Linked DNA regions of Homo sapiens: region 2 is linked to region 1. Evidence: read pairs that join two places in POLR2A ChIA-PET (ENCODE). Cell type or tissue: CD4-positive, alpha-beta T cell. All regions are shown on one strand. Links, peaks and the distances in the headings refer to the core of each region. The heading gives the core; the rest is flanking DNA.

Region 1 (8,000 bases), core at 1-8,000:
TATTTCAATCTAAACAATGTTATAAAGAATATCATGGTAGCTAATTCTTTATGCATTCCCTTTTTAAGCTTTTCATATTGACAAACTGCCCTGCAGACAGGCTCTGCCATTTCACCCTGGGAAATGTGTGGTGATTCCCATTTTCCTACCCTTGATCAACATTTACCTCACCACTTTCCCAACTTTGTCAATCAGGCCAAAAATCCTGTTTCGTCATTCTGAGCTGTGTCTCTTTGATTGTGCTTGGGGCTGAATGCATCTTCACCTGTTTATCTATCTCAAACACTTAAACAGCAGCAGAACACCTGCGCCTAGACGATGGGCTTGGTCACCCAGGAACTGTGTGTCCCAGACAAGCCATACTCTGTCTCCAAGCCTCAGTTTCCACATCTATAAAATGGCCTGGGTAATGTGCAGGGTTCCCTTTCAGGTTCAAAAAAAAAAAAATCTATGTGTTCTTTTTCGTTATATCCTATTGTATTGAGGAAGAAAGGACATGCCAGAAATAGCTTTCTTCTCTTAAAAGACTTAACCAACTCACACACTGGGCTACAGTGTCCCAAAGTGTCAAAGACTGCCGGGATGAAAAAACCAAACCGCCGTCCTGAGAACCAATGCTGCGGTTCATTTCAGATCCCTGGGTATAAGTAGTGAATGAATATGCGACCTCCTCCTAAGACCCCTCAACTGAGAAATAGCTAAAATTGGCTTTCCTTGAGATAATGACATCATTGTCAAGCCTCAGAACTGGGAACTGGGGGTTCACTGAACCAGAAACACACCCCGCCCCCCAGCCTGAAGGCAGGGCAGGGAGAGACTGGTGGGTTGGACCACAGGGTCTAAGGCCACTTTCCTGCTCTGGAGGACACACCTGAGAATAAGGCTCAGCGTTGCAAAGCAATCTTCTAAGGTTAAATCCTTCTCCTGCTAGTAAGTGTAGAAATTCATCAATATTTGAAATGGAAAAATTCTCAAAATCTTAGGATTTTTTTTTTTTACTTGAGATCTTTTATTTGGCCCAAGATACTCTAATCCATAGAATAAATATCACCACAGTGACTCACTTCCCTATTAACGTGGAGCTATTCATCAGCCACTTAATTTTAGTTTCGATAAAGAGAAAAGGGGCTGGGCACAGTGGCTCATGCCTGTAATCCTAGCACTTTGGGAGGCCAAGGTGGGAGGTGAGGTCAGGAGTTCGAAACCAGCCTGGCCAACATGGTGAAACCTCGACTCTACCAAAGGTACAAAAATTAGCTGGGCGTGGTGGCACGCGTCTGTAATCCCAGCTGCTTGGGAGGTTGAGGCAGGAGAATCACTTGAACCCAGGAGGCGGAGGTTGCAGTGAGCTGAAATTGCTCCACTGCACTCCAGCCTTGGCGACAAAGGAAGACTCTGTCTCAAAAAAAGAGAGAGAAAAGGGAATGCCCACATGAGTGTTAACAAAGCCTCCAATCAGTCTTTCTGACAGTGCTTGCCGGCTCAGCCCAAGTCACCCACCTCCCCCTTTCCCTTTTGTCGGCCCACAGATCACTGGCAAGTGCTCATCACATGCCCATGCTGGATATAAGAGGCACAGACCCTTCCCAGCCGTCACTGGCTTGTCTTCCTACAATGAGACTCACTTTTTGAAAGGCCACTCACCTGGTACTGTACCCACCACAGGAGCTGAAACACTAAGAAAGCACTTAAGGGCCTGAGATCAGCCCAAACAGAAGTCAGGGTTTGCACAGAAAATCTTTATGTACTCTATTCGCAGCAAAGTCCCCAAATAAACTAATTACATCACACTGTAGAATCATTTGGACAACTCTGGTGATCCATTTCCCCAGCCCAAAGCACATTACAACAGCAAATTAAAAGGGAGGAAAGTGCTAGAGAGGCTCACTGATGGTGTTCTGAGAGCAAGGAAGAGACCAGAAACCTTGCACACACACTAGAGGGCTCAAAACTACACTCTGAGGCCGGGTGAACTCAAACAAATTTACAAGAAAAAAACAAACAACCCCATCAAAAAGTGGGTGAAGGACATGAACAGACACTTCTCAAAAGAAGACATTTATGCAGCCAAAAAACACATGAAAAAATGCTCACCATCACTGGCCATCAGAGAAATGCAAATCAAAACCACAATGAGATACCATCTCACACCAGTTAGAATGGCGATCATTAAAAAGTCAGGAAACAACAGGTGCTGGAGAGGATGTGGAGAAACAGGAACACTTTTACACTGTTGGTGGGACTGTAAACCAGTTCAACCCTTGTGGAAGTCAGTGTGGCGATTCCTCAGGGATCTAGAACTAGAAATACCATTTGACCCAGCCATCCCATTACTGGGTATATACCCAAAGGATTATAAATCATGCTGCTATAAAGACACATGCACACGTACGTTTATAGTGGCACTATTCACAATAGCAAAGACTTGGAACCAACCTAAATGTCCAACAACCATAGACTGGATAAAGAAAATGTGGCACATATACACCATGGAATACTATGCAGCCATAAAAAATGGTGAGTTTTTGAGATGGAGTCTCGCTCTGTCACCCAGGCTAGAGTGCAGTGGTGCAAGCTCAGCTCACTGCAACCTCTGCCTCCTGGGTTCAAGCGATTCTCCTGCCTCAGCCTCCCGAGTAGCTGGGATTACAGGCGCACACCACCATGCCCAGCCAATTTTTGTATTTTCATTAGAGATGGGGTTTCACCATGTTGGCCAGGCTTGTCTCAAACTCCTGACCTCAAGTGATCTGCTTGCCTTGGCCTCCCAAAGTGCTGGGATTACAGGTGTGAGCCACTGCGCCCAGCCAAGACCCTATCTCTATTAAAAAAAAAAAAAAAAAAAAATTAGCCTGGCCTGGTGGTGCACTATTTGGGAGGCTGAGGTAGGAGGATCGCCTGAGCCTGGGAGGGTGAAGCTGCAGTGAGCTTTGATTGTGCCACTGCACTGTAGCCTGGGCGACAGAGCAAGACCCTGTCTCCAAAACAAACAAATAAACAAAAAACACCACAAAAACAAACAACACTCCGAGGCTGTTTGGTGACAGAGCAAACGGTTCTACTCTCTCAGCACCCTGCAATCACACACAATGACAACCCTGAGTTCATTCATTCCCTCATTCATCCCAACACCCATTAGACATCAAGAAAACAATCTGACCCACAGCACAGGTTAGAAGAGTATGGATTCCTGTTTGCTAAGGTTTGTAACAGGAGGGAAAAAGGCTTTAAAGGTAGAGAATTAAGTTTAGAAAAATATTCATGAAAAAAATAAACTCTTTGGTGATGAACAGGTTACTAAGAAATTCACCTCTGCCCTCATTCAAATGAAGCAGAGTGATGCTTGCTCTCACCAGGCTGAGTGAATAGAAACATTTGCTTATTAACAAAAACATCCTGTGATCCCCACCCCTACAGATTCCTACAAAATTTTTTTTTAAAAAGCGCCCAGGGCGGGAAGCAGAAGTTTCCTCATTTCTCATGAGAAGCCGATGCCCAATTTCTTTCAGGATTTCAGTCATAAGAAAAACCGCTATTTCCATAAATCTACCAGATTGTGGGTTTTGAATAGTTTCAAAACACAGCAGAAGATTCCCTCCTGGGTCCTTGCCAGTAAGACTGGCTCAGTGACACAGTCAAGCAGGCCAAGATCAAACAAACCTACAGACAGCTCCCTGCCAAGTACCTACTATGTGCTGGGAGCCAAACCAGCAATCAGAAAGCTGATAAATGCTATGGGAACCCGGGAAAGGAACTTCTAATTTGCAGCAAGGCCCAGGGCAAGGACTCTAAAGGGAATAACCTTTGAGCTGAGTTCCACAGATAAGGAGGAGACAGACTTATCGGGTAGGCAAGTGTGGGCTTTCCAGGCCCAGGGAACAGCACATGCGAAGGCCAAGAGGTAAGAGAGCACGCTGCTTGTCAAAGTATAAGTGCTTTATGGTTACACTTACTCGAGCTGCTGTTCAGAGGGAGAAACGGGGGCAGGTTATAAAACGACGTGAATTTCTACACCAAAAAAGTCACAAGCAACCACTGCGGGCGGGGATCGAGAAACATCAGACCGGACACACTCCACACTTAACACAACTACACTCTGTTGAGAATAGGAGAACCCCTGGGGGAATCCCAGGACGGCCTGAGTCAATAGCTGAGTCTAAGAAAAACCTTACCTTACTACCTGCTTCCTGGAGTCTTGACACAAAGAAATTCACCCCAGCCTTTCTTAGCAGAAATGCAATGCAGGCAGGCCAACATAAGCTATATAGAAAGCTGCAGACGTTAACAGTCATAAGCTTCCAAAACAAAAGGGAAACTGCCTGATAGCACACGTTTCTAAGGGCAGAGGTGAGGATAGAAAAGTAGTTGCACAATTAAAATACACCATCCTCTAAAATGTGCATTATATCAAGGTTTGAAAATTCCCCGACTTGCTAACTCTGAGTCCATGGCAGACATGATTAGTCAATCACAGCACTTTCTGACTTAGGGTGGAACTAGGCCTCAGAATCCTTCTGAACACAGCCCTCCACAGACTACCAGTTAATGGAAGTTAACACATGGAACAAAACCTATCTTCCTTCCATGACTGGTACATAATGTGTATAGTCCTTTTTGACTCCACTCTGGTTCTTTAAGCTGTAGTCATGCACATGTTCAGAAGACACTTTTTTTTTTTTTTGGAGACAGAGTCTCACTCTGTCACCCAGGTTGGAGTGCAGTGGCACAATTTCGGCTCACTGCAAACTCCGCCTCCCGGGTTCAAGAGATTCTCCTGCCTCGGCCTCCCAAGTAGCTGGGACTACAGGCACCCACCACCACGCCTGGCTAATTTTTGTATTTTTTAGTAGAGACAGGGTTTCACCATGTTGGCCAGGCTGGTCTTGAGCTCCTGACCTCAAGTGATTCATCCGTCTTGGCCTCCCAAAGTGCCGGGATTACAGGTGTGAGCCACCATGCCCAGACAGAAGACACTTTCTGATTTCTGGATACAGGAACTAATTCTTGTTGTGTATAAACAATGACTGAGGTGTGAAGCTGGGGATTTAAGCAATGGCAGGCAAGCATCCCTTTCCCTTCCTGCCCCAAACTGCACACTCTCTGCCCTTGCTGGGGTCAAAGGCACAGTGATGTCTCTCCACAGACGAACAGGGGTCAGAGATAAAGCAGTGAAACTGATTCCTCTGTCTTGCTAACTCAGCTCCCCACAACCACAGAGGCCCAGGACCTGCAAATGACCAGCCAGGCTCAGGGTTTAACCCTCACAACCTGGAAGGACTGACCATATTCCATAGAGTAATTCTGCCCTTCCCTCCTACAGACCACCATTACTGCACCTTAATATACGGCATGCTACCATGTGACTTAATTCTAAAAGCAATCCCCCGAGGACGGCATGATGACTCCATCTCAGAAATAGAAGGATGCAGCTCAGAAAGGCTGAGTCACAGAACTAAGATCTGTCCCCGGGTCCACCACTACCTACCATCTCCTAACTTATTTATGTTTCCTTCCAAAGCAGGGAGCTATGTGGTTTCGCTTCTGATCCCGGTGGTCCCACGCAGGTTGTTTAACCAGCGTTTGCTGACTGAGTGAGGTTAACTGTTAGCATCAAGTACCTGGGTTAGAACCGCAAAGAGAGCAGTTTCAGTTTCTCTCTTCTACGGCACGTATGTGTGCTTACTTATTCTACATTCTCTTCTCTTCTGGCTTACATGCTGGTGTGAACCACTAACTGCTTTCCCTGGTTTTGTACTTAAAAACCAGTTATTTCATAAGGATGCTCACGAGGCTGTCACAGTGATTTGAAAACAGCAGTGCACTGAACACGACCCTGTTGTCTCTCCTCAGTACACGGGCACACCCCAACACTCACTCACATGGGCACGGCTCTGAGGGCCCTCCTGAGGGCTCAGCTTACAACGAGAAGAGCTGTTTATTATTATTTTAACAGTTGGGGTACTTCCTAGGCACTGCCGAGGAATACTCAAGGTGGAGAGTTCCCCGTGGGTGGGCACATGGGGATGCTCCATCATATGTGTCCCCACCCATGGGGAAGGAGGCAGGCACCTCTACGCACGGGCTCACATTCTGGGGAGCGGCCCCTGTGGAATCCTCATGTCACCACGTGCCCCCACCCCCCGGCATTAACATAACCAGGCACACATATTTATCAAACGTGGACTCTGGCAGGCGCTAAGCTGCATGCCTGTGTGGAATGGTGCAGGAGCCTCCCGGGGGCACTCTGACTAGTGGCCCTTTACTCTAGTGTCTCTCTGCTGCCCATGTCAAGTCAGTCCCACCCCCACAGATACCCCAGCACCACCACGCACAACAGACGACAGCTACCCCCAGGTCATGTAGAACACTTTGAAATATCAGCCCCTCGGAGCACCCTCACCCCAAAAATGACCTCCTACCCCACCTGCCTGCCACGCCTGCAGAAGCTGAGAGCGAATTCATTTCCCAGCACCAAACAACTGAAGACCAGAAAAGCAGAATCAGCCACAAGCCTGCAGCTTGAGACTCAAGTTTGCCCTGGGAAGGGGCGAGGAGCTAGGGCAGGCAGGGGACGCTCTGGGAAAGGGTCCCTCCCAACCACCACGTGGAAAACTCAAACATAAAGACCTTTGACAAATAGCATCTCTTCCCTCCTCCGCAGACGGCGGTGGCCACAGAGAGTAGGGCTGCTGGAAGCCATGGTGTGGCTGTTGCAGCCAGCGGCGTTCTCTGTGTGCCTGGGCCATCGCTAGGAAGTTTACTAACAAAGTCTGGTCTCCAGGCAGATCCGCGGGTGCTTGGAGGCCGGCGTGTGGGCCGCACTGTGACGCTCGGCTGGGCTTGGTGTCAGCCAAACTCTGCACCTTCCTAGGAAAGGAAAGCCTCGGCTCCTGGCTTAAGTGCCCCAGCACCGCACGTGGACTGGAGCCCTCATTTCCGGATCCAACAAGCAGCACAGAAGCAAAGAAGCAGGATAGAAACGGGGTAGTTTAAAACAGCATTTGGTTGCTTTTCTGAACCTTCTCTCTCAAGGATGAAAGAGGAAATTTTAGAACAATCAAAATGCCTGCAAGATTAGCTTTTTCTTATTTCTTCCCTCCCATTCAAACGCCCAAAACGTTTTGCAAATATGAAAATTATATATATATACACACACACATATACACTTATACACAGGATTAGAGAATTATGGCCAGGAGAAATAAAATAAAAACAACAGGGGTAGGGGAAAAGAACACAAGAATGGCTCATGAAGCCTGAGTGGCCGACCCTCAGCCTCCACACCACACGGTGAGCAGGCATGGAGCCAGGGGCAGGACTGGGAGGGCCGCAGGGCCAGGAAGACAGGGCTTTTGATTTTTAAAAGCACCATCTCTGCAGCAGGAGGACTGTTCCTCACAAGCCGGACTCTGAGCCTGTGCCTGGGTTGCCAGGATGGAGGTCAGTAAGCCTGGGGCACACCCAGCCCTCACAAGTTCCCCGGGGCCCCCGAAGGAAGGCAGGGCTGTGCCGTGTGGGCTACGAGAGAGAGGTTTCCATGGGATCTGAAAAGCACTCCAAGGACACACTGGCAGGAGAGCAAATCAATACTGAGAGGGTTAAATATTAAATTCCAAGGAGTTTCAGGAGGTCTGTTTCCTCTGGCCCATGAATCCTAAACCTCAGCTGTCACAGAAGGCCTCCTCCTTGCCCCAGGCTTGCTGATCCTCATGAGACTTCCAGCAACTTGCACTCCCCTGAGCTCGTTCCACCTAGAACACCTTTCCTCGCTTTCTCTGTCCGTGGCTTGCCCAGATATTGCCTCCTCCAGGAAGCCTTCCTGGCCTGCCCAAGCAGAACTCATCAGCCCCCTTGCACTGGCTGTGAAGCACATTCTTGCACCATCTTCTGTCCTAGAATAAATGTCGCAGGACTCTGTCTTCCCTTCCTGCCTCAACCCAGACTGGGGGCTTCCTGAGCAGAGGCGGCCTGTTCATCTCACCAGCAGAGGGGAGCTAAAG
Region 2 (12,650 bases), core at 1-8,000, 51 kb after region 1:
ACTCTGTCTCTACAAAAAATCAGAAACATAAATTAGCCAGAAGTGGTGGTGCATGCTGGTAGTCCCAGCTACTCGGGGGGCTGAGGCAGGAGGATTGCTTGAGCCTGGCAGGTCAAGGTCGAGGCTGCAGTAAGCCGTGATCGCACCACTGCACTCCAGCCTGGGCTACACAGAGCAAGACCCTGTCACCAAAAAAAAAAGAAAGAAAGAAAAAAACTTGAGCAAACGGTGAAAAAATCAATACTTGACATGGTAAGATAACCTGTATCAGAAACATGATTCTGGAACAAACACCAATAGGGGAGGGAGAGGGGCCTGGGGGAAGTCCCGATGTGTCAATGTCCAGAGGTGGGCAGGTCTCCAAGCAGACCCTGTGAGGCTGCATGTTCTGAGCATCTGGGCTCGGTGCTGTGCCCAACAGGCCCAGGCAAGGGGACAGCCACAGGGGCCTGGGTGGCATCCCCAACACCAGGAGTGAAAGCAAGACTCCTGAGCCAAACCTCCTTCCCGCAAAGGCTGAGGAAATGATGGCCGCTCCTGAAACAGGAGAAAAGCCCCAGCAAATCAAGGTCTTGACTCAAGTCCTAGAGAAGGAAGCCTCAGAGAACAGAAAGACTGTGTACACACACACACTCACACACACTCTCACACTCACACACTCTCACACTCATACTCACACACACACATTCTCTCCATCTCCTTGCCCTGGCTGAACTCCAACTCTGCTAATTACATCAAACCCACCTTTCGCCCTCTGCAACACCTGCAATTAACCCTGAATCTCTGCTTCCTGCCGCTCTGGGGTGAGGGGTGAAGTCTGAGGCCAGCTGCTCCCTGTTCCACCCTCCGCCCAACCCCGGAAGTTTCAGAGGTGCCTGAAGCAACCCGGTCCCTTCCTCTGGGCTCCAGGCTGGTGTGAAGCCGGGTTATCACGGGAGCCCACACTCCCAGCTGGGGGGCACACCACACGCAGCACCCCCACCCCACTGCGGGTGCAGATCCTGACTGGCCCTGCCAGCCTTTACAGGACAGCACGTCCACCTGCAGCAAGTTACCTCCCTACATGATTCTAGAAAGCCTGGCTTTTAGAAAGAAGCTTCTCCAAGCAGCTGATGATGAAGAAAACTTGCAGCTTTCCGGGGCTGTTTCCTGATCTTGCTCCATGAGCCTTGGTTTCCTAATCTATCGAATGGAGACAGTAATTTCTTCTTTATAATACCGAAGTAACAGTGAAAAATGACGAGGCTCTAAAGCCCCCAGCATGGGCACTCAGTAAAGGTTAAGCTCCCTCCCATTCATCTCTCAGCCTTTTGATTTGGGCACAGATCTGAGTCCCACAGTTCCTCGCTGCTATCTGATATGCCTGGACAGCATTTCTTCTGACAACAAAAAGGAGAGAAAAGAAAGGAAAACAAGTCCAACTGGCACTCTAACAGCTTACAGAAACCAAATCTGCCTCCCAAGAGGTTTGGGCGTTCAGCACACCACCAGGTCCTCAGCCCGTTTGCTTCACCCCTGGCCAACAGTTGAACCACTGAGCTTGTAACACCAACACTGGCTGGCATGGTGGCTCACGCCTGTAACCCCAACACCTTGGGAGGCCAAGGCAGGAGGATCGCTTGAGCCCAGGAGTTTGAGTAGCCTGGCCAACACAGTGAGACCCCATCTCTACAAAAAATACAAAAATAATTAGCTGGGCATGGTGGTGCACACCTGTAGTCCCAGCTACTTGGTAGATTGAGGCTGGAGGATTGCTTGAGCCCAGGAGTTTGAGGTTACAATGAGCTATGATCGCGCCACTGCACTCCAGCATGGGTGACAGAGTGAGACCCTGTCTCAAAAATAAATAAATAAAAAGGTAAAATAAATAATTGAAAGAAATACAAGCAGCAGGAGCCAGCAGGACAGGGAGCACCACAGGCTGGGAGTGCAGGCCTTTTGTTAAGTGTGGAAAGGGTGATTCTAGTGGCCCTGAGAGCTGCAGCCCTCTTGTCTGGCTGATCAGGAAGCTACTGCCAGCAGCCTGCAGCCCTGGGGGCGCACAGGTCTGCTGCAGAGCATGGCTTTCCTCGGCCCAGACGGCTGTTCCTGCTCCTCTAGGGTGCTTGCTCCAGGTGGGCACTGAGCCGCCCACAGCTGAGTGGTCTCCTGGGCCTCGGGCAGCCCTGTGTGCTGGTGCCCTCTCTCCTCAGGGGTTCTCCTCTCTGCGGACCACTCTCCCTCTGGTCCTCCCACTTGGGGGACTCCTCACTGTCATCTTGGGGAGTCCCATGTGCTCTGCCCAGCCCTAACCCTGGGGCCTGCTCCCACCTCCTTGGCCATGGGCAGTTCTCATTCTCCATGCCTGCTTGTGACTCTTGAGCCAACCTCCCCATGGCTCCCATCTGCATTCCCAGCCAGGAACGCTCAGATCCACCTGACCGACACCAGTGACACCAAGCTGGCTTGCTCCCCACTAAGCCCACTTCTCCTCACCCAGAGCCCCAGGCCCACCCAGAGAACAGCACCAACGCCCCAACCCCAAGTCACACCAGGAACCCACGGACCCCTCAGCCCTGGATTCCCACATCTGGGCTGGATCCCCATAGAGTCTCCTAGAGCTCGTCCTTCTCTCTGCTGCCGTGGCCACAGTCCAGGGCCCTGCCACCTGCCAACCCCTCCCAACACCTGTGCATTCTCCAAATGGGAGCAGGAGTTTTCTTTCCTAAGCTCTCTCTTTTAGAAGTTCAGGTTCCTAGGCCAGGCTCAGTGGCTCACGCCTGTAATCCCAGCACTTTGGGAGGCCGAGGCAGGTGGATCATCTGAGGTCAGGAGTTCAAGACCAGCCTGGCCAACACGGTGAAACCCCGTCTCTACTAAAAATACAAAAAATGTGCCAGGCATGATGGCAGGTGCCTGTAATCCCAGCTACTCAGGAGGCTGAGGCAGGAGAATCATGTGAACCCAGGAGGCAGAGGTTGCAGTGAGCCGAGATCGCGCCACTGCACTCCAGCCTGGGCGACAGAGTGAGACTCCCTCTCAAAAAAAAAAAAAAAAAAGAAGAAGAAGAAGAAGTAGTTGAGATCCCTAAGCACCTAAGCACAGCCTGGAGCCTCACCCCCATACCCGCAAGAGACGCCCCAACCTTCAGGCTGCTTTATGTCTCCAAAGCTCTGCAGGTGCCGCTCTTCCCCAGAGGACACCCCTTCCCTGCCAGTCAACCCCACCAGCCGCAGGCAGACATTTCCCCCGAGAAAGCTCTCCAGGATCCCTGCTCCCCAGGCCTGTGTCTGGCCATATCCCATGTCCTGCGTACACAGGTGTTATTGCAGCTGATTTACCTGGCCACTCTCCCACCCCACAAAACGTGAGCATCTCGGGCATGGAGAGGACAAGAAAGAGAAACAGAAAGAGGAAGAGCCGGTAACCTGTCAAGTCCCACCCACCTGGGGGCCACCAGAGCTTCCACATCCTGCATTTCCTTCTTCTATTATACAAGCTCTAGCTAGGGAATGGGGATCGGGAGGAGGACGGGGGACCCCCCGCAGACCATTGCCCTCCTCAGGCACATCTCCCAGCAGTCTGGAGGGTTCGCTCTTGAATTCTGAACGGACTGCAAACCTTCACATGGAAGCTGACTGTGACCTCCGGATGGTTGGGTCCACAAAAGCTCCCGCTGCCGACATGGGGACAGAGCCCAGGCCAGAGCTGGACTCCCGGCCACAGCCAGGCCCTGCCCCTAATGGCTGCCTTGTTCTCTAACCCCACTACGATTCCCTCAGGCAGTCCTGCTGGAGAGATCCCCAAAAGGCACTCAAGATCCTCCAACAAAAACGAAGTCCACCCAGACATTGCAAACACAACCTCAGGACCTCACCGCCTGGCAGGGACTCGAGAATCTTCAGCATGCAATAGCAATTTGTTAAAATAGCTGCATTTTAACCAACACAATCACAAAGGGTGAAGAACACAAATGGGTAACTGACCAAAGAAAAAGGAAAAAACCTATAAATAAGGCTATTTTGGCAGTAAGTAGCAAAAATTCTCAAAGTATTCATGTCCTTTGACCTAGGAACTCCCTGCTAAGGAAATAAGAACATTTGTTGAATGACTTATGTACCAAGTATGTTCACAGTGGTATGGTTTATAATTCTGAGACAATGATAGTAGTTACACCCACACGATAAAATGTTACACAGACACCAAAATTCATATTATGAAAGAGTATTTAATGGCAGGGAAAAGCTTTCTCACTGCCTGGTAAATGAAAAAAAGGCAGGTTACAAACAGTATAATGATACGAGCCACACTTTAGAAACACACACACACAAAGCAAGCACAAGTACCAAAATGCTGGCAGTGGTATACCTAGGTGTTGAGATAACAGGTGAACTTAAGTTTCTTTCTACTTCCTAATCCATAGTAAGAATATATATATTTATATATTATATATTATATAATATATACATTATATATATTATATATTATATACATTATATATTATAATGTATATATTTATTATATATTACATATATTATATATATATATATTTTTTGAGACGGAGCCTTACTCTGTCGCGCAGGCTGGAGTGTAGCGGCACGATCTTGGCTCACCGCAACCTCTGCCTCCCAGGATCACGCCATTCTCCTGCCTCAACCTCCTGAGTAGCTGGGACTACAGTCGCCCACCACCACACCAGGCTAATTTTTTTGTATTTTTAGTAGAGACAGGGTTTCACCATGTTAGCCAGGATGGTCTCTATCTCCTGACCTCATGATCCGTCTGCCTTGGCCTCCCAAAGTGCTGGGATTACAGGCGTGAGCCACCGCACCTGGCCAGAAAATATTTTTATAATCAAAAATGTTATTTTTAATTTCCTCACAATGTGGACATGAGCTACAAAATAAAAAATGTGGCCCTCCTCTTTAACCTTTGAAGTCAAAAGTGGAGAAACTAATGTCTCCTCTGCAAATTCTGTACAACGTATTATTACTCCTAAAGCAAATGCCTCTTGTACCAGTAGCCATTGCCTGAGTGGACTCTAAGTTCCCTTGAATCCTGTCCCTGCCCATCAAAGCAGTTAAGTGGACTAAACCCTCTAGACCACACAAATGAAACACAGCCACAAGTTTAACGTGTTCTTTCCACCAACAATGTCAAATGGACATTTCCTTCTATTCTCGCTTTTGACAAAAGATTTTCCATGGTGGATCATGCCTGTAATCCCAGCACTTTGAGAGGGTGAGGCGGGAGGATTGCTTGAGCCCAGGAGTTTGAGACCAGCCTGGTCAACTTAGCGAGACCTTGCTTCTACTAAAAATAAAAAAAAGTAGCCAGACGTGGTGGCGCACACCTGTGATCCCAGCTACTCAGGAGGCTGAGGTGGGAGAACTGCTTGAGCCTGAGAGGTTGAGACTGCAGTGAGCTATGATCATACCACTGCACTTTGGCCTGGGAAACCGAGCAAGACTGTCTCAAACAGCAACAACAACAACAACAAAAAAACACAAATTAAAAGACTTTCCTTCTTCAAACAAAATGTCCACATTTCTTAAAGATAATCCTAATTTTTAGTAAACAGAGCATGCTTATCTAATACAACTACCACAGAGGCTGACATCTCAGAAACAAGGCTGAGCAGAGGAAGAAGTTACAGGCAGTGTGCTGCCGTTTATGGAAGTCTCGAAGAAAGATCACACAAAGCTGTGTGTGTGTGTACACAAGTGTGTATAGTGTGCACACACGCATATATATACAACACACACACATAAACACAGCAAGCGGATAAAAGTGTTAAGTAGATACCACCCAATTAATGAGAGGTGTTAACCCCAGGAAGGGAGAGGACAACAGGGCTTAGTAGTGGCTGCTGGGAACGTCTATCTCAAGAGAAAATTTTTATTTCTTAAAAAAGGAAAAGGTCTCAAGCAAATATGGAAAAATAGAACCGTATGTTCATATTTATTTTGAACGACAGGTATGTGAGTGTTCGTTATGACCACTTGTACTGTTTTATTTTTAATTCTTCAAAACAATAAAGGAAAAAGAAAAGGGCTGGGAGAAGCTAAGGCACCCGGGCTGTATTTATTCTGCTGTTTCACTTGAGATAAGGAACCTTCTGGCCTTGTGCCCATGCTAGAGGCCAGAAGTCAGAGAGCCGAGCTCAAGGAACCCAGAAAGCTAAACTTCCTTGAGCTGATCGTAAACTCTAAATCTCCTCTAAATCTCGCAGTTTCTGGTCACCATGCAACTGTAGCATTTCAGGCCCACCCCCTTTTGCTTGAAGGAGGGCACTCAGGAGGCTCAGAGAAGGAGAGCAGCCCGCCCAGAGAGACGGCGGGACCCCAGCCTTGCTGCCTCTGCACCTGGCGAGGAGAGGCGCATGAAGAAACAGCAAATTCCTCATTTCAGAGTGAATCCAATGGGTAAGTCCCCACATCCATCCAAGGGTCCCGATCTCACTGGATGAGATATCCACGTGTGGACTCGATGACAAAGACATACGTCTCCAACAACACACAGGGAATGTATCCAGGCCACCATCTGAAGTGCTTCCCGCCATACAAAGCCAAAGAAACCTCAGAAACTTCACATGACAATGAGGCCCTTTCCAGACAAGGCGCCGGACTGAAGGTGTCCAGGGCAGGGAATGGGGATGGGATGCCAGGCACAACCCCAGAGCACAGACAGGCCAGCCACTGCTGCACAGGGCGGACTTCTGCTGGAACAGCCTCACTTTCAGCCTGACTCCACTATCTGCATTTAATGTAAACATTCAAGGCTCTTAATGAAAAAAGTGAACCATTACATAAATCCAAAATTTAATTTTAACAAAAGCCAGGCCAGACGCCGTGAGCCTTACAGGCTCGTGCCTATAAGCCCAGCACTTTGGGTGGCCAAGGCAGGAGGACTGCTTGAGCTCCCAAGTTTGAGACCAGCCTGGCCAACATAGTGAAACCCTGTCTCTACTAAAAATACAAAAAGTAGCCAGGCGTGGTGGTGCCCACTGGTGGTCCCAGCTACTCGGGAGGCTGAGGTAGGAGGATCGCCTGAGCCCAGTGGAGGGGGAGGTTGCAGTGAGCTAAGACTATACCACTGCACTCTAGCCTGGGCGACAGAGAGAGACCCTATCTCAAAAAATTAAATTAAATTTTTAAAATGCCAGATGAAAAGGAGGTTGGCTGTTGAATGAGTAAAACAAGCATCGGAGGACACAGGGTAAACCTGGCCAGCCAGGCTGAGGCAGCGTGGGGCTCTGGCCCAGCCTTGCCTGTCCTCCAGGCTGCTCAGCAGATATCCCATTTGAGGGTGCTGTCCTAAAGCCGGTGTCCCCACATTGGACAGGCCAGCCTTTTCTTCTCCAAAATGCAGAGACTGACCCAGGTGCTCTCTCTCCAAGGCTTTGTCCTACTCTGGCTTTCTCTGCCCCTTCTCAGCTACCCCCTCAACACCCCCTGCTCCCTCTGGTAACCGCATCCTCTCCTTCCCCTCCTCCAGTCTGAGACCCTGCCTTCCTGTCCTGGGGCGGTGAGACGTGAATCTGGTGTATGTGATGGAGAAGGGTCACCTGGTGAGGACTGAGCTCCTTCTACCCAGGAGATTCAGCTCAACGTGACTCTTCTAGAAATCACCAGAAATGTTCTAACCCATTGGTTCCAGTGGTTCCCATGGGCATGTGCGTCAGAATCACCTGGGGGCCTGTTAAAATACAGACTCCCAACTTACATGCAGGCCCAACAATCTGCATCTCTAACAAGCTCCCAGCGCGGCTGCAGATCTGGGGACCATCCTTTGAAGAACCACCACTCTCACCCACTGATTCTCAATCCTGTTGGAATGGTGAGACTCAAGAAGCTGGGAAATTTTTGAAAGTGCAGATTCCTTGGCTGGGCGCGGTGGCTCACGCCTGTAATCCCAGCACTTTGGGAGGCTGAGGCGGGTGGATCATGAAGTCAGGAGATCGAGACCATCCTGGCTAACACGGTGAAAACCCGTCTCTACTAAAAATACAAAAAAAATTAGCCAGGAGTGGTGGCAGGTGCCTGTAGTCCCAGCTACTCGGGAGGCTGAGGCAGGAGAATGGCATGAACCCGGGAGGCAGAGCTTGCAGTGAGCCGAGATCACGCCACTGCACTCCAGGCTGGGCGACAGAGCGAGACTCCATCTCAAAAAAAAAAAAAAGAGAAAAGAAAATGCAGATTCCAGGGCCCCAATCCCAGAAGAGTCCAATGCAGTAAGCCAGGAAGGCGGAGAATCTGCCTTAGACCCCGGTGGTGGGATAGGATCTCAGCCACACTGGTTTCCACCCACTTGCTGACCTATGCCCTGCTCAGGAAAAGGTCAAGGACCCTTTGCCTCCCCAGGTTCTCAGAGGTCAACTTGAGCATCCTAGCGACACGGCCCACGCTCTTTAGGAAAGGCCTGGCCTTCCAGACTGTCACTGCTCCAGTGTGCCGCAGAGAAGAAGGGGACAGTTAGGGGCACAGAGCCATCTCCTGGCAAACAAAACCCAGAGCCAGAATGCGCGACCTTGATGTGTCTACCAAAAAGCCACAGGTGAGAGGGAGGCCCGCCCACGCAGCACCCCAGTCAGAGTAAGGAACAAGGTTTGTCCCACTTCATTCCAAGCCCTCAGGACCTTCGGGGCTACTTTCCCAAGAAGAGGCCGGGCGGCAGCTTTACGGAAATGTTCTGGAATACCCCTTTACTATAATAACCGGTTATGTTTGTGCTATAATGTTAGGTGGGAGGGAAAAAAGGCAGGATACGCAATTGTATATATGGCAACAACCACAATGGCATAAAACAAAAACTATTCACTCAAGAACTGAAAGGAAATACTACAAACGTTAACGGCGATTGTCTCTGGGTGCTGGGCTGATGGGTGGGTCTTTTCTCTTGCTACTTGTCTGTTTTCTAAGCTGTTTACAAAGAGCACGTACAGTATGACCTATATAACAAAAACTTTATTTTGTTATAAATTGGAAGGAAAAAAAACACACAGCAGAACACCGTCCACATGGAATGTGTCAGCCCTGAACACAAGCGTCCTGTCAGCTTCCTTCAAGAGGGCAGGACTGAGACGCAGTGACCACTCCCTGGTCAGCAGCAAGTACTGTCAGCATACACTGACTGACCATTTGCTCTGAGCTGGGCCGAGACTGCCAGCGCACACCAGCCCAGTCCTCCAAGAGCTCCCAGCACAAAAGGAGGGAGAGCAGGGATGCAGGGTCCTCTTTCCATCTGGAAGTCCTTCTGGACCCTGAGGGTGGGCTGGCCATCTTTTACTTTGTGTGGCCACTTCCCATCTTCTGGAACTCTGCACAGTACCCCAAGAACAGCAAACTGCTTCTCAAACCCACACAGTCTCAAGTGAGTGTCAAGTCCATTTTGCCCGGCCCAGAGCTGGATGGACCCTCAGAGTGGCTGGTCACCAACAGCAGAAGTCCTCCTGGACTGGCAGGGCCAGAGGATGGCATTTCTATGGCCAAACAGCTTGCAGCAAGAGCCTCACTGCCCCATGCTACTCACAAAGACCTTCAGAAACCTCACCTCCATTTGAGACCTTCATCAATCCAAGCTCACCCAAGAGCTCACAGTGCAGGAGGAGGGAGGACAGGGATGCAGACACCTGCCCAGTGCTATACCACTGGCTCTGGCCAGCCCTGCCCATTCCCTCCCATGACCCTCCAAACTGGAAACTCAGTTGCCCACTGAAACTCCACTCAGGTATCACCTCCTCCAAGAAGACTTCCCCAACTGCCCGCACGCAGGCTGGGTTAGGGGGTCTTGCCTCTTGAACTTTCAGCACTATGTGCTTCCCCTAGCACTCAGCACAGAGTCCTGAAAGCACTTGCCTGTCACGAATGGCACCTGCAGACAGGGCCCATGCCCTGCGTATCTGCTGAGCAGCCGGCACAGCCACCAGGCCCTCATCACAGATGCCCAGGTCATTGACAGCACCATTGCCTTTACCCCACTGCCCCTGTGCATGGCTGTCGCGAGGGAGACGCCAGCAGAAATGCCCCTGCCTATAGCATACACCATGCTGAGTGTGGCTCCCCTTCAAATCCCCAGAGCCAACTCTCACAGGCTCCCACACCAGCCCTCCAGGCCTCTCCCTGACCCTCGGCCCCCACCTCAGACATCTGGAACTAAAGGGATGGGGCTGGTTCTAAGCTTCCCAGATGCAATGTCCAGAGAGCCCATAGTGCCCCTCTCCCAATGGTCTCTGGACTGAGCACAGATGGCTCACTGAACTGGCCCACACAGGCAAACTACGCCAGCCCCCCCCACCCAACAGGAGGAGGACGGAAACAACCATCTCAGAAAACCCAGGCCATTGTCCACTCCCTCCCTCTCACGTTCAGTTTCAAATTCATGTTGAAACAGAAGCAACCACAGCCCTCAACAGGAACTGGGCCCAGCACAAAGCCCAATGCCACAGCACACATTCTGCCTGGCAGCCCACCCAGCAGTCCCTCAGCAGACCCCAGAACCAGCAACCACTGCACAAGGGCAGAAGGGGAGTCACGGCTGGCCAGACGGCTTCCTCATGTCAACAGAGGCCTCACAACATCCAAAGATGCTCCCGAATCCCAGAACCAAGACTAAGTTACAGCCCAGGAAGCCAAGTGCGAGGCACAGGTCCCAGGCGGAGTCTGGTCACATGTTTAGTGAAACGCTGGCGTGAATCTGGGAGGCAGTTGTTCTTGAGCAGTTCTCAATCTGTGTCCTCTGGAGTCCCGGGAACCCAGACAGATGCCCTGGAGGCCGAGGAGACAGCTGAGCACAGTGCACTGGGCTTCACCTGGGTTCTCGAGAAAAATCATATGGGGGGAACGTTTCACTGCTAAGAAAAGGTTTGAAAACCAGGGCTCCAAGGTACACAGTTTCAGTCCATTTCCATCCGTATTGGCCACACAGAGATCACTAACACCATCAAAGACTCAACTGGCCTTCCCAAGGCTGGGATGGGTTTTGGGTTTAGTTTTGTTTGTTTTTGAGATGGAGTCGTGCTCTGTCACCAGGACAGAGTACAGTGGCATGACCTTGGCTCACTGCAACCTCCACCTCCCAGGTTCAAGCGATTCTCCTGCCTCAGCCTCCTGAGTAGCTGGGACTACAGGCGTGCACCATGCCCAGCTAATTTTTGCATTTTTAGTAGAGGTGGGGTTTCATCGCGTTGGCCAGGATGGTCTTGATCTCTTGACCTCATGATCCACCCGCCTCGGCCTCCCAAAGTGCTGGGATTACAGGTGTGAGCCACCGCGCCCAGCCTGGGATATTAAAGAGCAAATCCCCATCAGGCTGGCTTGACTGTCCCATTGACCACACAGATCAGATGCGGTAAACACTTGAAAGACAGACGCTCCCTAAGCCCAGTGCTCCTGCTTGCAGCTAGAGGTGGGTTAATCACATTCTTGGTCCCATCTTCATAACCCTCCAGTGGTTCCTCCTCTCCCTCAACCCTTGAATGGCTCCTGTATAAAGAGCCACTGAGCCAGGGGCTGCGGATAACCACCTCAGGGTCACCTTCAGGAAGCCCATTCCAGCCAGTCCCCACTCAACTGCATTCTCGGGGCAGAGGCTGCAAACTGAGGCTCCTCTCTGGGACCTTCACAGCATATAGCACGATGCTACACACAGCTCAAAGAACATTCACCAAACAAAGGAAATCAACGCACCATCTCATCCTCACACATGCCCCAACAAAGGGTTCACATGAAAGCAGACCAACTGTCAACAAGTAGAGGCCTAAACATAAGCACCGTTTCCTCCCGGCCTCCTGTGGGAAAACCGTGACAGTGACGATACTGATGGACACACATCAGAATTCCCGACAGCAGAACTGCCCTTACCTGGTAGTAGGTCTTAATGTTTCTCACCAAGATGGTCAAATTCTGAATGCGAAGGTTCACATCATTGTTGACGTGCTTATTGATGCGTTGATTTGTGGGCCTGGGATCTCTAGGGGAAGAAACACGAGAATGGAAATTGCATCTCCCAGCAGCTGCCACACTTCCTTTCCCAGCCACGACCCAGCATCTTGTCCTCCAGTCCCTAGGTGACCATGAGGCTGTGCTGTGGCAGTTGTGGTTCAAGTCAAATCCCAATCCTGCCACTGCTAAGCCAGGACCTCAGGTGGGCCACATCGCCTTTCTGCTCCCTGACCCGAGCACCTGGCCCACCGCAGGCCCTCAGTCAGTGCTGTTTCCATTCCCACCGTTCCTAGCACCCACAAAAACCAACCACATATCAGTGCAGACCCCAAATGTTATACTGTATAAAACCAACCCAGCCAAATATATTTCAAGATTAAAAGAATTAAAAGCTGAACAAAGAAAAATATGTGAAATATCAAGAAAGACAGAAGGAGAAAAATGGTAGTTTTTTTTTTTTTTTAAATAGAGACAGGTCTCACTCTGTCACCCAGTCTGGCATGCAGTGGCACCATCACAGATCACTACAGCCTCGAACTCCTGAGCTCAAGGGATCTTCCTGTCTCAGCCTCCCAGGCAGCTAGGACTACAGGCCCAGCTAATTTTTTTTTAATTTTTTTTATAGAGACAGGGTCTCACTATGTTGCCCAGGCTGGTCTCGAACTCCTCAAGCCATCCTCCTGCCTCAGACCCCCAAAACACTGGGATGACAGGTGTGAGCCACTGTGC

What was found. Peaks named below come from ENCODE experiments on the same cell type or tissue, not always from the same donor. Only the 100,000 strongest peaks of a DNase experiment are listed, where the experiment ranks them.
Region 2: POLR2A ChIA-PET joins it to region 1 with 33 read pairs; 16 of 35 experiments call an interaction of 5 or more read pairs at or near these places.

The regions. Positions count from the first base shown.
Region 1 is chr14:91,345,497-91,353,496 of GRCh38, forward strand. The region is part of intron 4 of CCDC88C (coiled-coil domain containing 88C); the gene reads right to left. Among named protein-coding and RNA genes, the nearest start is that of CCDC88C, 68 kb to the right of the region's middle. RefSeq lists enhancers at 3,766-3,845, 5,223-5,272, 5,393-5,442, 6,969-7,940. In CD4-positive, alpha-beta T cell, for the core only: no CTCF peak of the experiment used is centred there; DNase peaks (open chromatin) are centred at 3,645, 4,125, 5,625, 6,773 and 1 weaker place; H3K4me3 peaks cover 2,558 bases; H3K27ac peaks cover 5,249 bases.
Region 2 is chr14:91,396,819-91,409,468 of GRCh38, forward strand. It overlaps CCDC88C (coiled-coil domain containing 88C), which reads right to left. Exons shown (of 30, transcript NM_001080414.4): 3 at 11,841-11,949. It overlaps LOC105370624 (a long non-coding RNA gene), which reads right to left and starts at 3,381. Exons shown (of 2, transcript XR_944148.3): 1 at 3,321-3,381. RefSeq lists enhancers at 1,510-1,579, 1,673-2,304, 2,946-3,005, 3,366-3,725, 3,566-4,195. In CD4-positive, alpha-beta T cell, for the core only: no CTCF peak of the experiment used is centred there; DNase peaks (open chromatin) are centred at 833, 2,033, 3,173, 3,393 and 1 weaker place; H3K4me3 peaks cover 5,019 bases; H3K27ac peaks cover 7,347 bases.